Linked DNA regions of Mus musculus: regions 1 and 3 are each linked to region 2. A link is a contact called in ENCODE Hi-C or POLR2A ChIA-PET data. All regions are on one chromosome and are shown on one strand. The core of a region is the stretch at or near the end of the contact, and the rest is flanking DNA. Distances in the headings are between cores, read along the strand shown. Region 1 has its middle 14 kb from the start of Gm30663. Region 2 has its middle 10 kb from the start of Gm30971. Region 3 holds the start of Lifr (LIF receptor alpha).

The links. Hi-C counts contacts between places; a loop is a spot of excess contacts on that map. ChIA-PET counts read pairs that join two places held with the same protein, here RNA polymerase II (POLR2A).
Region 1: a loop to region 2 is called in a map of heart, with 1.8 times the contacts of the local background. The contact joins two enhancer-like sites. A Hi-C loop is called at or near these places in 1 of 37 maps with a recorded cell type or tissue (heart). POLR2A ChIA-PET finds 5 or more read pairs at or near these places in 1 of 5 experiments (Patski).
Region 3: a map of gastrocnemius shows a loop between it and region 2 (2.0-fold over the local background). The contact joins the promoter of Lifr here to the enhancer-like site in region 2. A Hi-C loop is called at or near these places in 3 of 37 maps with a recorded cell type or tissue (adrenal gland, gastrocnemius and heart). POLR2A ChIA-PET finds 5 or more read pairs at or near these places in 5 of 5 experiments (Patski and embryonic stem cell).

What each region holds. Positions count from the first base shown.
Region 1 is chr15:7,046,474-7,049,957 of GRCm38, forward strand. No RefSeq gene overlaps it. Among named protein-coding and RNA genes, the nearest start is that of Gm30663, 14 kb to the left of the region's middle. Within about 2 kb of position 1,543, at least 1 of the 3 ENCODE cell types and tissues checked has a DNase peak (open chromatin) inside an H3K27ac peak, as active enhancers do.
Region 2 is chr15:7,082,717-7,086,482 of GRCm38, forward strand. No RefSeq gene overlaps it. Among named protein-coding and RNA genes, the nearest start is that of Gm30971, 10 kb to the left of the region's middle. Within about 2 kb of position 2,307, at least 1 of the 3 ENCODE cell types and tissues checked has a DNase peak (open chromatin) inside an H3K27ac peak, as active enhancers do; it is gastrocnemius, where a contact is called at or near this core.
Region 3 is chr15:7,127,934-7,131,517 of GRCm38, forward strand. It overlaps Lifr (LIF receptor alpha), which reads left to right and starts at 1,639. Exons shown (of 20, transcript NM_001358593.1): 1 at 1,639-1,893.

The DNA.
Region 1 (3,484 bases), core at 293-2,792, 37 kb before region 2:
ATCAAGCAAATTAAAATATCCACCATCTAACAATCTCCTCTTTTGATTTGTGTCTATTTTTACTTGTTTATTCCTGTGTGAAGGTGTGTGCAGCACACACACACACCGTAAGAAAATGTATAGGCCAGAGGACAACCTGAGGAGACTGCTCTGCTCCTCTATCATGTGGTTCCCAAAGATTGTCGGGCATGGCAGCAAGCATCTCTAGCCACTTCACTATCCCATCTGGCCTCCTCTTTCGTCTTTTATTTAAAAAATATTTAATTGATTAATTTTGTACTTGTCCTGTTTTATAAGATGACAAATACAATACCTTAATATAATGTTTCAATTTTCTTTTTCATTTGAAAAGGCTCAAATACAAAGGGTAGCTTACTGAGGTCCCCTCTCACATCACCAGAACCAACGATCCACAAGTCTTGATGCAGCTGTTGCATCTCTCTCTGGAGCATCTTTGCAGACTTGCCCTAGTCATCGCTGACTTGATTGAGCAAAGGTCCCATGGACCGCTTCTCACTGCTTTTGCTTTCTACATATCTTCAACCCATTTCTCTCTTTTTCTTCCTGCGATACTTGGTTGGAGAAACCTGGTCATCTTGGCTACATGTATTATTTGAAGACTAAGTGTTGGGAAATCTTTTGCATAAAAACTCACTTAGCAACCAAAAGAGAACATTAAGAGCTAAGGAAGAAATTTATTTTTTTTAAGAGAGAAAGAACATAAAGTCTCTATTTGCTCTGGTGAGGACTAATAAGGAGTCCTTTAAATGGACCATTTTGGGAGTTTTAATGCTGTCAATGTTTTTGCTAAGACACTGCCCTTCCAATGCCCTGAAGGCAAATCCCATTTGTCCATATCGCTATCCAAGAAGTAAATCTCAATACTGTGACTATACTTGTCTTATGTTTTCTTATCCCCAATTCATATACATAGAGGTCTGACGTTACCATGTCCCGATTCTTTCATTCCATGAATATGCAAGTAATACTGATGGAGATAATAGTGAACATGGTCATGGGCAGGAGAAGGCAATGTCCATTTAATCAGCTGTAGTGACAGCAATTTTGTATTAAAGGCACCTCACAATACTCTTACCTAGCAGTGTTGTGAATGCTGACTAGAGCTATGGAATAGATCAGAAAATCTTACTGCTTTAGCTATGATCACATAATCTCCTTCATCTTTGCTAAAGTTTGTGTGGAGAAGTGTTTTTCGTACAGAGTAGACTGCTATCAGGATGAGACAGAGACCTGGGATAAGGAAGGCACCCAAGAATCAATGGGGGTGACCTTAGCTGTGACTCATTACACAGAGAATATAGAACCTGGAGAGGCCACCTCCTGTGCCTAGGCAGGAAGCCTAGTGGAATGATAGAGACACCAACCCACACACAAAACTTTCAACCCCAACTTTATCCTTTCTACAAGAAACGTAGGCATGGGTGATGAAGTAGAGATTGAGGGGATGGCCAACCAATAACCGGCCCAAATTGAGACCCATCCCATGGGCAAGCACCAGTTCCTGGCACTATTAATAACACTCTGTTATGCTTGCAGACAGGAGCACGTTGTCCTCTGAGAGGCTCCACCCAGCAGCTGACTCAGACAGATACAGACACCCACAGCCAAACAGTGGATGGAGCTGCACTTAGGCCTCCCTGCACATATGTAGCAGATGTGCAGCTTGGTATTTATGTGGGTTGCAAATGGGAACTATCCAAAAGCTGTTGCCTGTACATGGGGTATGTGCTTCCAGCTGGGCTGTCTTGTCTGGCCTCCGTGGAGTGGAAGCTCCTAGCTTTGCAGAGACTTGAAGTGCCAGGGTGAGGGATGCCCAGAGGTGTCCCCACCTGCTCAGAGGAGAAGGGATGTGGGGGGGGGGGAAGGATTGTGGGAGGGGTGATTAAGAGGGAGGTGGTGAGTGGGATGTAAAGAGAATGAGTAAAAAATTAAATTAAAAAAAAAAGAGAAGTGGCAAGACTCTCCCAAAGGATAGTTTATAAGCAGAGGTTGGACATGTTGATCTGTGGCTTGTAGCCACAGAGAAGAATTCCAGGAAGGGAAGAGAAAAGAAAGCCCCGTTTCCACTTTACTTGCAATCCAAAAGATGGGCTAGAGGCACTGCATCATCCCCCTTCCCGCTGGAACAGGACAGCTCCGCAGGGCAAGGGACATCTCACCACTGAAAAGCTTTTCATTCCAGGCACTTCTGGCTGGTCTGGCATACTCTGGTGGTGAACATTCAGCTCTCTTCCTTAAGAAGCTAAAATGAGACTGTGAAGAGGGTGTGGCATCTGCCTCAGGGTCATAATGGTCATTTGATTTCTCCCTAGAATAATGTACTCTTTGCTGGTTGGCACAGTGCTTATTTTTATGTAGACTTGACCTTAGTTCCAGCCTTGAACAACTAAAATAGAATGAACTCACTATAAGCTACTTCAAAAAACCTGGCCTTAAAAGTACATAGAAATATAAGACAAAGACAGGAAAACGAACTAGGCTGCAGCTTCGAGCAAAGACTTGTCGGCTTCTCCAGCTCGGTTAAAATATCAGCATCGTGCATATTAGATTCCATCCTGTGTGTGATTATCTCTTCAGTGAGTGCTGCCTTTATCGATTGTTAGAGTGGAATGCTGAAGAGCTATCTGCCTCTAAGTGGCTTTTCAGAAATTTCCTGTAACTCAGGGGCAGAAATTATGCAGGGAACCGAGAGTGAAGAGAGATTAGATAGCCCAAATGCAGCAGGCATTTACACACAGAGAAGGGGTGGATCAGGCAGAAGGGAGCTTGGATCAGCTCTCTTAGTGATGAAGTTGTTCAGCGTTGTCTTATTATTATCCCATCACTAGAAACGAAGCGTTTTCCTACCCCACTGGCCTCCACCCCTCTGCAAACATTGTCTTTTATGCTGCCAAATGCCATTTGTGTATTAATTTCCAACAATTTCACATACACTTATTACATTTTGTGATTAAGAGAACTCAGTAAGGGTACATCTTACAACTGAATGCCTTTGAGGATCACAACAGTGTATTATGCGTCAATTAGCTGCTCTCCATATCCCCTGACCCTAACCATTTGTCAACTAATCAAAATAAATAATCTTTGCTCATATATGTTAGAAACTCCAACTCAGCTCAGCTTAAACACTAAAAGGAATTTATTGACTCTACACAACCAAAAGTTCTAGTTGTGGGTCTAATTGTGGACGAGATGGCTCGGTGAGTACAGGTGCCCACTGCCAAGGCTAGTTGTTGTGAGCATAAAAAGATAAAGATATAAGAATGTGTTTTATGGGACTGTGGCAGGTATGGGGAAAGGGGATGTCTTGGTGGGCCCATGCTGAGGCATCCCCTTCCCCTGAGGTACCAGCCACAGAATGGTATAGAGTAGAATAGAGTTAATTTAGGGCATGGGGAAGGGAGGTAAGAGAGTAGTTAGAGACAGAGAAAGAGAGAAGGAGAGAGTAGAGAAGTAGAGGCCG
Region 2 (3,766 bases), core at 1,057-3,556:
TATTCCATGATATATATACATTTCATATATATATGTGTGTGTATATATATATATATATATGCCTATATATTAGTTCCAAGAACACATTTCTACAGATTGTTTCTGAAACGTTAGCAAACAGTTTGTGAAGTAGGAGTTGTTTTGACAAGACAAAGGGGAAAGTGACCCATTGGTTCCTGAAGTTAGAAAAGGATGGCATCAGCTTCATTTTCTAAGGATTGTGAACACGCATGCTGGCTCTCATCTGAATTGTGGCATGAGACATGTGAGCCACTTGCCAACCTGTAAGCCATGGGCATACACCTGGCTGCTTCTAAGTCACACTTGCTCAGTGGAAGCGCATGCCCCTTGATAGGCAGGGGTTGTGTATGGGTAGAATGATAGGCCCAAATCTAGAGCCTGGCCCCATACCTAAAGTGAAGCTATGTAGCACTGAGCATTTTAGGCCTGGATCCTGTTTTACTCCACAAAGCATGTAAAACAATATCCAATTTGTAGTTGCTTTGCAGGACAGACTCAGATAACAAGAGGGAGAGCGTTTGTTGAGATTCCATCTCACTCAGTCAGAATGACTGACATCAAGAAAAGAAATCATGGCAAATGCTGACCAGAATGTGGGGAAAGAGGAACCCCTGTTCACTGCTGATGGGACTATAAACTGATGTAGCCACTGTGGAAATTAGGATGCAGTTTCGTCAGGAAAGCTAAAAATAGAAATAGCGTAAGATTTATCTCTCACTCCTGAATAGACATGTTAAACCTGAAGATGGGAGGAGAAAGACCACTGACCCAAATCATAGATGGCCAAAGTAATCAAAGTAAGGAAATAATTAAAGCAAGCTTTTTTGTTTATATACATGAGCTGCCTCGCCCTAAGGCAGGGTTCCAGAGATCAGTGTTGGATTCAAGGAAGACAAGGATTTTATGACCCAGGGGTAAGGGGTTTCCAAATGGGAGATTTGGCTGGCAAAAATAGATGGGCTTACAGGAGTAGAGCATAACAAAGCAAGGTAGTCACAGCAGGTCGTCATAACAAGGTCGTCATAGGTGTTCACATAACCTTTGGAAACAAAGGTAGGGTTTCAAGATGATTATAAACAACTTTCTGAAACAAAGACATGATTGCCATTCCTAGAACAGGTGGGACAGAACCATTTGTAGTTAGGGTTACAGGTGGGGCACAGCTCAGTCCTTGAAAAACAGAGGTTCAGTCATAAACAGGAATAAACCTATTAGTTTTTTCTGTAAGTGGCTTTTAAGCCTAAACTGGAAGATGATTGGTTCGTCAATACCCAAAGGACTCCAGGTTCTACTACAAAGATATCTGCACACTCATGCTGGTGGTAGCACCGATCATTTACACTGGCCTGGGAGCAGAACTGGCCTGTGTGTCCATCAGCAGATGAATGGATACAAAGGATGTGGTGCGTATACATGTGGGAGTCTGTACAACCATAAAGAAAAGTAAAGTCATAACATTCATAAGAAAGTGGATGCAACTGAAAATAAGTACGCTATGCAAAATAAATAAAAACATTTATTGGAATGATAAATAAAATGTGTCCTCTTATAGGTGGGACCAAGGTTTAAGTGTGTGTGTGTGTGTGTGTGTCTGTGTATGTCTATGTGTCTCTGGGTGTGTGTATTTGTGTGTGTGTGTAATGCATTTGAAATTAAAATAATTTGAATAAATGTTCAAACTAGAAAGGCTTGAGGGTGGAAGAAGAAATTGAGAGGTAAGCCTCGAGTGGAATATTTATATTATGAAAGCAGAAGTTGGGATTAACTGAAAGAAGAGAGGGAACCAGCTGGTGGGGACAGAAGAGAGAGAGAGAGAGAGCTGTCAAGATGGAGCTGTCACATTGTGTCCTAATTTTAAAAGTTAGTTTTAAAATATAAAAATAAGAGTAATAAAAACAATGATTGCAATTTTTTATACCCCTGACACACAGATAGGACACTATCTATGTCTTCACATCCTGGCTCTGCCCTAACACCCAAACCAATAGGGATCCATTGATTGATTAATCTCCCAAACACATATTGCCACATGCCAGGCACGGTTCCAAATCCTACCTAAACAGTGACTCATTTACCTCATAAGAATCCTGAGAGATATGTCCTGTGGGTCATAACTCCCCCACTTTACAAATGAGAGAGCTGAGACCCATAGTGGTCCAATAATTTGCTCAGATCACAAAGCCAGGACTGAAGCCAGGCTTCCAGCCCATGCAATGAGGACAGTCACTCCTCAGACAGACCCTGCTTCTGGAAAACTGGAAACACCGTCTGCCAGGCAATTGGAGCTCTGTGGGGGAACATGTTGGGTATATGCACGAGAGATGCTGCCTGCCCTGGCTCCTGTCCGTGGCCCTGAGAACAAAAGAGGAACTAGATCAGCCCTTGATTTCTGGGAAGAGGCAGTGAATGGTCAGCCTCAGAAGCTGCAGAGAAACTCCACAGTGCCTCGGTGCACAGGGTGGTCCCTGGGTACTTGCAGCTGCTCCTCTGCAGCTGCAGATGAAAAAGGGAAGTGTTCAGCTGTGCACAGTAATCCCTGGGTGCACTGAGAAAAAGAGGAACAGCAGATTCTGTCATCCAGGATGAAGGAAGAGGCAGGGCAAAGCCCTAAGTAAAAAGGCGTGGTTGGTTGTAAAGCAGCTTGTGTAACAGGAGCGGGGCTCTGGTAGTGAAGCCTGGGGTGTAACTTGGAATCCTCAGCAAACAACGTAAACCAAGGGGTCAGAAGACAACGAAGCAGGGTGTGTACCAGGCATGTGTTTAAATTCTATCTGGTCACGGCTGATGAGAACGAATTGAGCCATTAAGATCCTCAGTTTGTCACTTGTGAAAGAAAATTCTAGAATAGCCTGGAAGACCAAACAGGAGGCTCTAACACTGAATATAAATGACTGATTGGAACACTAGGGATGTGTCCAGGTGAGAGATGACAAAGAGCAATAAAAAGTGGGAAGTGGGGAGGAGTCATAGGTGATCACAGACAAAAATTCACTTTCACATGGAAGAAAGTAGGTGAGGTAAAAGGGACCACAGGGTTTGGTTTCTGATTGGGGTGACAGAATTGAGGTAGTGTTATAATCCAGCAGGAGAGTAGAACAGCAGGGTGTGTTGTGAAAAACCTGGCTTCAGGGAGGTTTCTGATCACTTTCAGGTTCATCCGTTTAGGACTGGAGATCCCAGCTCGGGAGTTATCAGTCTGAAAGGATCGTCTCAAGCCCCAGGATCAAGTGAGATTACCTACGGAAATGCAAAGAATTCGTCAGGTGCAGAACCATCTTGAGCAAATCTCAGCTGAGTCCAGAGGAAGGAACCAGAAAGTCCCTTGGAAGAATCTAGCAAAGCCTCCCAGAAGTACTGTCTGGAAGTCAGCACATACATTTCAACCTGACCCAGATGGAGTGCACTGACCCAGGCAAGGGCCTTGCATCAGTCAGAACCAGGGACAGGAGAGACTTCAAGAGATGCCAACAGAGCCCCCTGCACCTGGCCCCTGTCTCTCCCAATCTGGCCCCACTCCTTTGAGACTGTATCCTACTCGACTTTTCCCCTGATCTTAACACAGACTGCTAGATCTAAAAGCCACAAGGGCTTTTATGTAATGTGTGCAAGGTCTTTGCTCTGCTCTCCTGCAGAGCTACACACAGCACACAAACACACACACACACCAACTACCATGGGCTGAGTGGCTTAAACAACATGTTATCCATTTTAGTTCTGGAGATTGGAAGTCCAAAATCAAGTCACT
Region 3 (3,584 bases), core at 389-2,888, 45 kb after region 2:
ATGTGGTTGTCTTGTCTGAGGTTTACTTATCTATTTTTTTCCATGCAAAAGGATGCTAGGTCCTGGACAACGAGGCTGTGCCATGCTTTTCATGAACTCTAGATATGTATGAGTCTCTTTAGTTATTAAACATTAAACATTCTTATTTTGTTTACCTTAGGTACAAAGATAGCAATATTATTCTACATTAAAACACTTGAATCTATTTTTTTCTTCTGACCTGAAAACAAATGAAAATACTTTTGTTAGCTCCTAAAAGCTCTGTGAGCCATAGGTGCTGTGTCTAATAGAAAAGACAGAATACTGCAATATGAATACCAAGTCTCTCAAGTTGTGGGAAAGAATGGGGATAAAGGAAAAGCAATATGGTCCAACTTAAATGGGGGCGGGTTCAGCACAGTCCAGAAACAGTCATGGACAGCAGGAGGCACTTCATGTTCAAAATATGCACTTTAGTGGAGTTGGTCACTAGGATACTCTTAGTGACTTTATTTTGAAAGATGTTATTAAGAATTTATTTTTTCATGCAGTATATTTTCAGGTGTCTTGTTGCCCATTTTGGAGTTACATTATTAACGGGGGATATTTATTTTAGAAAATAAGCTTCATCCTGCCGATTTGCAAATTGCTGTAGATTCTAAAGTCTAGAATTTCAGTCAAAGGTCCCTCACAAACTCCTTGGCCCTGGCGCACCAGATAAATCACATCTGAAAACAAACAAGCGGCTCCCTATGGAAGGTGTGTCTGCACAGCCATGTGACTGCGTGCCAGTGGCTCCGTCTGGCACATTTCTGAACTTTGCAAAATTAATTGTGCTAAAGAGAACACCATCAAACGCGTCCGGCACAGAGCGTAAACATCTTCAAACCACGACTCTGCGCCATAAAACACTCCTACCAATTTCATTTGGTGCATTACTCTGGAAGGAACACCGAGGCCAAGTGAAACTGCGGAAATGGGAACAATGCACGGAGGAAAAATCTCACCCCATTAAGGGATCCGTTTCTTCTCTGCACAAATAAGCCCAACACGCCTCAGAGGCACGACTAGATGGCTCCAGGATGTTCTCAGTTGCCCCCGCAGGCCCTCAGGAGCTGAGAGGTCCCCTCACCAAGAAAGTAGGGGAACTGAGTGGCAGCGCCCCGGCTTGGGGGCAGTTTAGGTAATGCACAAAATCAGAAAGAAAGAAAGGAAAAAAAAAAAAACCCGCAGTAATTGGCGTCCGTGTGCCTTTTCGGGGCGACACGAGTTTCCTCCTCCGCGCACGGCTTGCAAAGTGCAATGACAGCGGTTTGGGAGCCGCGCTGCTTCCCGCAGGGCCGCCTGGGCTCCGCTGGCCTTTCCGGAGGCTTTGCACCCGCAGGGCCGCTGCGCTCTCGCCCGCCGCTCGGTGACCTTGCAAGGCTGGCCGCGCGACCGGAGTCTCGGCAGAGGCACCTCCCTGGGCGCCGGGCCCGCGCGCGACCCAGAGGCTCCGACTCACGCGCGGCCTCGCGGGCCCGCGGGCCCGCGTCCCCGTGCGCGCGGCAGGGACGGCGGAGAAGGCTGCGGGGGCGCGCGGGGCGGGGCCTGGGCGGGGCCTGGGTGCTGCGCCCCCCGCCGAGCTCCTCGCAGGCGCCGCCTCCGGGCGCGCAGTCTGCGCCGGAGCGTCTCGGCAGTGGCCGCGGCCGTTATCGTCGCCTGGCGCTGCGGTGGCTCGCGGGGTTGGGAGAAGGCAGCGGCGGCCGGTCGTCGGTGGCCGCTAGAGCCGGCCTGCAAGGGGACAGGGGCGCCAGGACGGCGGCTGCTACCACCGGACTGCTCCTTCAGGACTGCAGTCCTGTGCTGCAGGGTCCGGGCTGCCCCGGGGCGGCGGCCGACTGGGATGGCAAGATAGCGGCGCGGGAGCGGCTGGTGAGTGCGGGGGCGCGGCGCGGCAGCCCGGAGCGCGTGCGGGGGGCGCGTCCCCGGCTCTGGGGCAACGCCACTCGGGCTCACGCCGTCCGTGCCAGCCGAGGGGTCAACCCTGCAGCCCGCGCCCACGCGGGCTACACCGCGGGAAACTTGTGCGGCGCGAAGGGCACTGAGTTCCAAGGCCAGAGGTTACCAGGGGGATGGGCAGGACCTTTAATTCCCCATTCGGAGCTGCGACCTGCCAGATGGTTTCCTGCCCCTAAACCTCAGCGCTTCAGAAAAGTAGTTCCTCGTCCTTTCTGTTTTGATGGTGCATTTGACTGACCTGTCTGTAGTTCTAGGTGCTTGTGTCCGAAGGCGCTAAACTTATTAAACTCCCAAGTTAAAGTGTAGGCAAGCAAAGTTAGGCTTCCTAATGGATGGCTTTCCGGATGTGTTGTCTAAAGCACAAAGCTGAGATCGTGGACCCAGACGCACAGAAAACTGCACAGCAAGTGTTGTGAACTTACACAGGAGCTTGAGTTATGTGATTCTAGCCCCCACTTCAGCTGCCAAGACACACGAATCTTTCGTTTACACTAGGGTTATCTTTGGGTCCCTTTCTGTAGCTGTGTTTAATGCAGTCAGATACTGAAAGGACACGTGCGCTGTTACTGACTGACAGTTACATGCATTCTTTGCGTTTACTTTGTTTCTTTAAAGTGGGTTTTTCAGCAGAACTTTCAGTTTAAACTTTGCCATCCAATGCCTTCCCTTGCATATTTAACCCAGCAAATAATATTTGCTTAGAGTTGACCTGACTTTACGTTAGTCAGGAGTTCAAAAGCGGTGCCCACGTTATATTTAAAGCACCGCCCCCAGTGAAAAACTAAAGCATTTGTTTATTGCAACTGATGCCGTCCCCTCCCCTTGCAGGATTATCTTGACACAGATCTGAAGTCATACTCCACTAGGAGCAGAGGCTCCTCGGGTGAGACTGGCAGAGGGAAGCAAATCTCAGCATAGCCTGTGCTTTTAAAAAACACTGGACTGTGCTCTTTTCTTTCTCTCCCTGACTTTCCTTCTTCCAACCAGGTGGAAACTGTGTTCATTTGGAGGCATCCATGAGGAACCTTAAGCTCAGTTTCAATAGGAGGCGTATTGTCAAGGAGGCCGGAGCTGCTGTTTGCTCTCAGGCCAGAGTTGAGCTGAGGTGTGTTTGCCTTGTGAGAGGTGAGATCACAGGCTGCTCTGCTCCAGTGAGTGGAGACTTGGAGTCTCCTCTGGGGAATGAGGACCGAGGACTGTGCTTTTAAAACCAAATGAATTATTTCCTGAGTTTTAAAAACTTTTGCTACGGAAGACTCATTTTTGGGGGGACTGTGTTAGGAATAGTGTAGTGATGGTGTGAAGACGTTACCATATTAATTTGTGGGGCACCTCTTCACATTAGAGAAAATCCACTGGTTACGTAGTTCAGAGTAAAGGGCACATCTCTCTCCTACCACTCCCTTAGCATCAGTAAGCACCAGCTTTCTGGCTCTTTTCTCTCTCCGAATGTAGCCCAATGCTTGGTAGCATTTTGCTCTTTTTTGTCTTTCTGCTGGCTGGGATAGTCGCATGCCCTGTTCTGTACCAGCTCTTTGCCTCCCCATGAAGTCCTAAGTCCAGACAGTCTCCAGTGTTCTTCCCACCCCCATCCCTCCATCCCC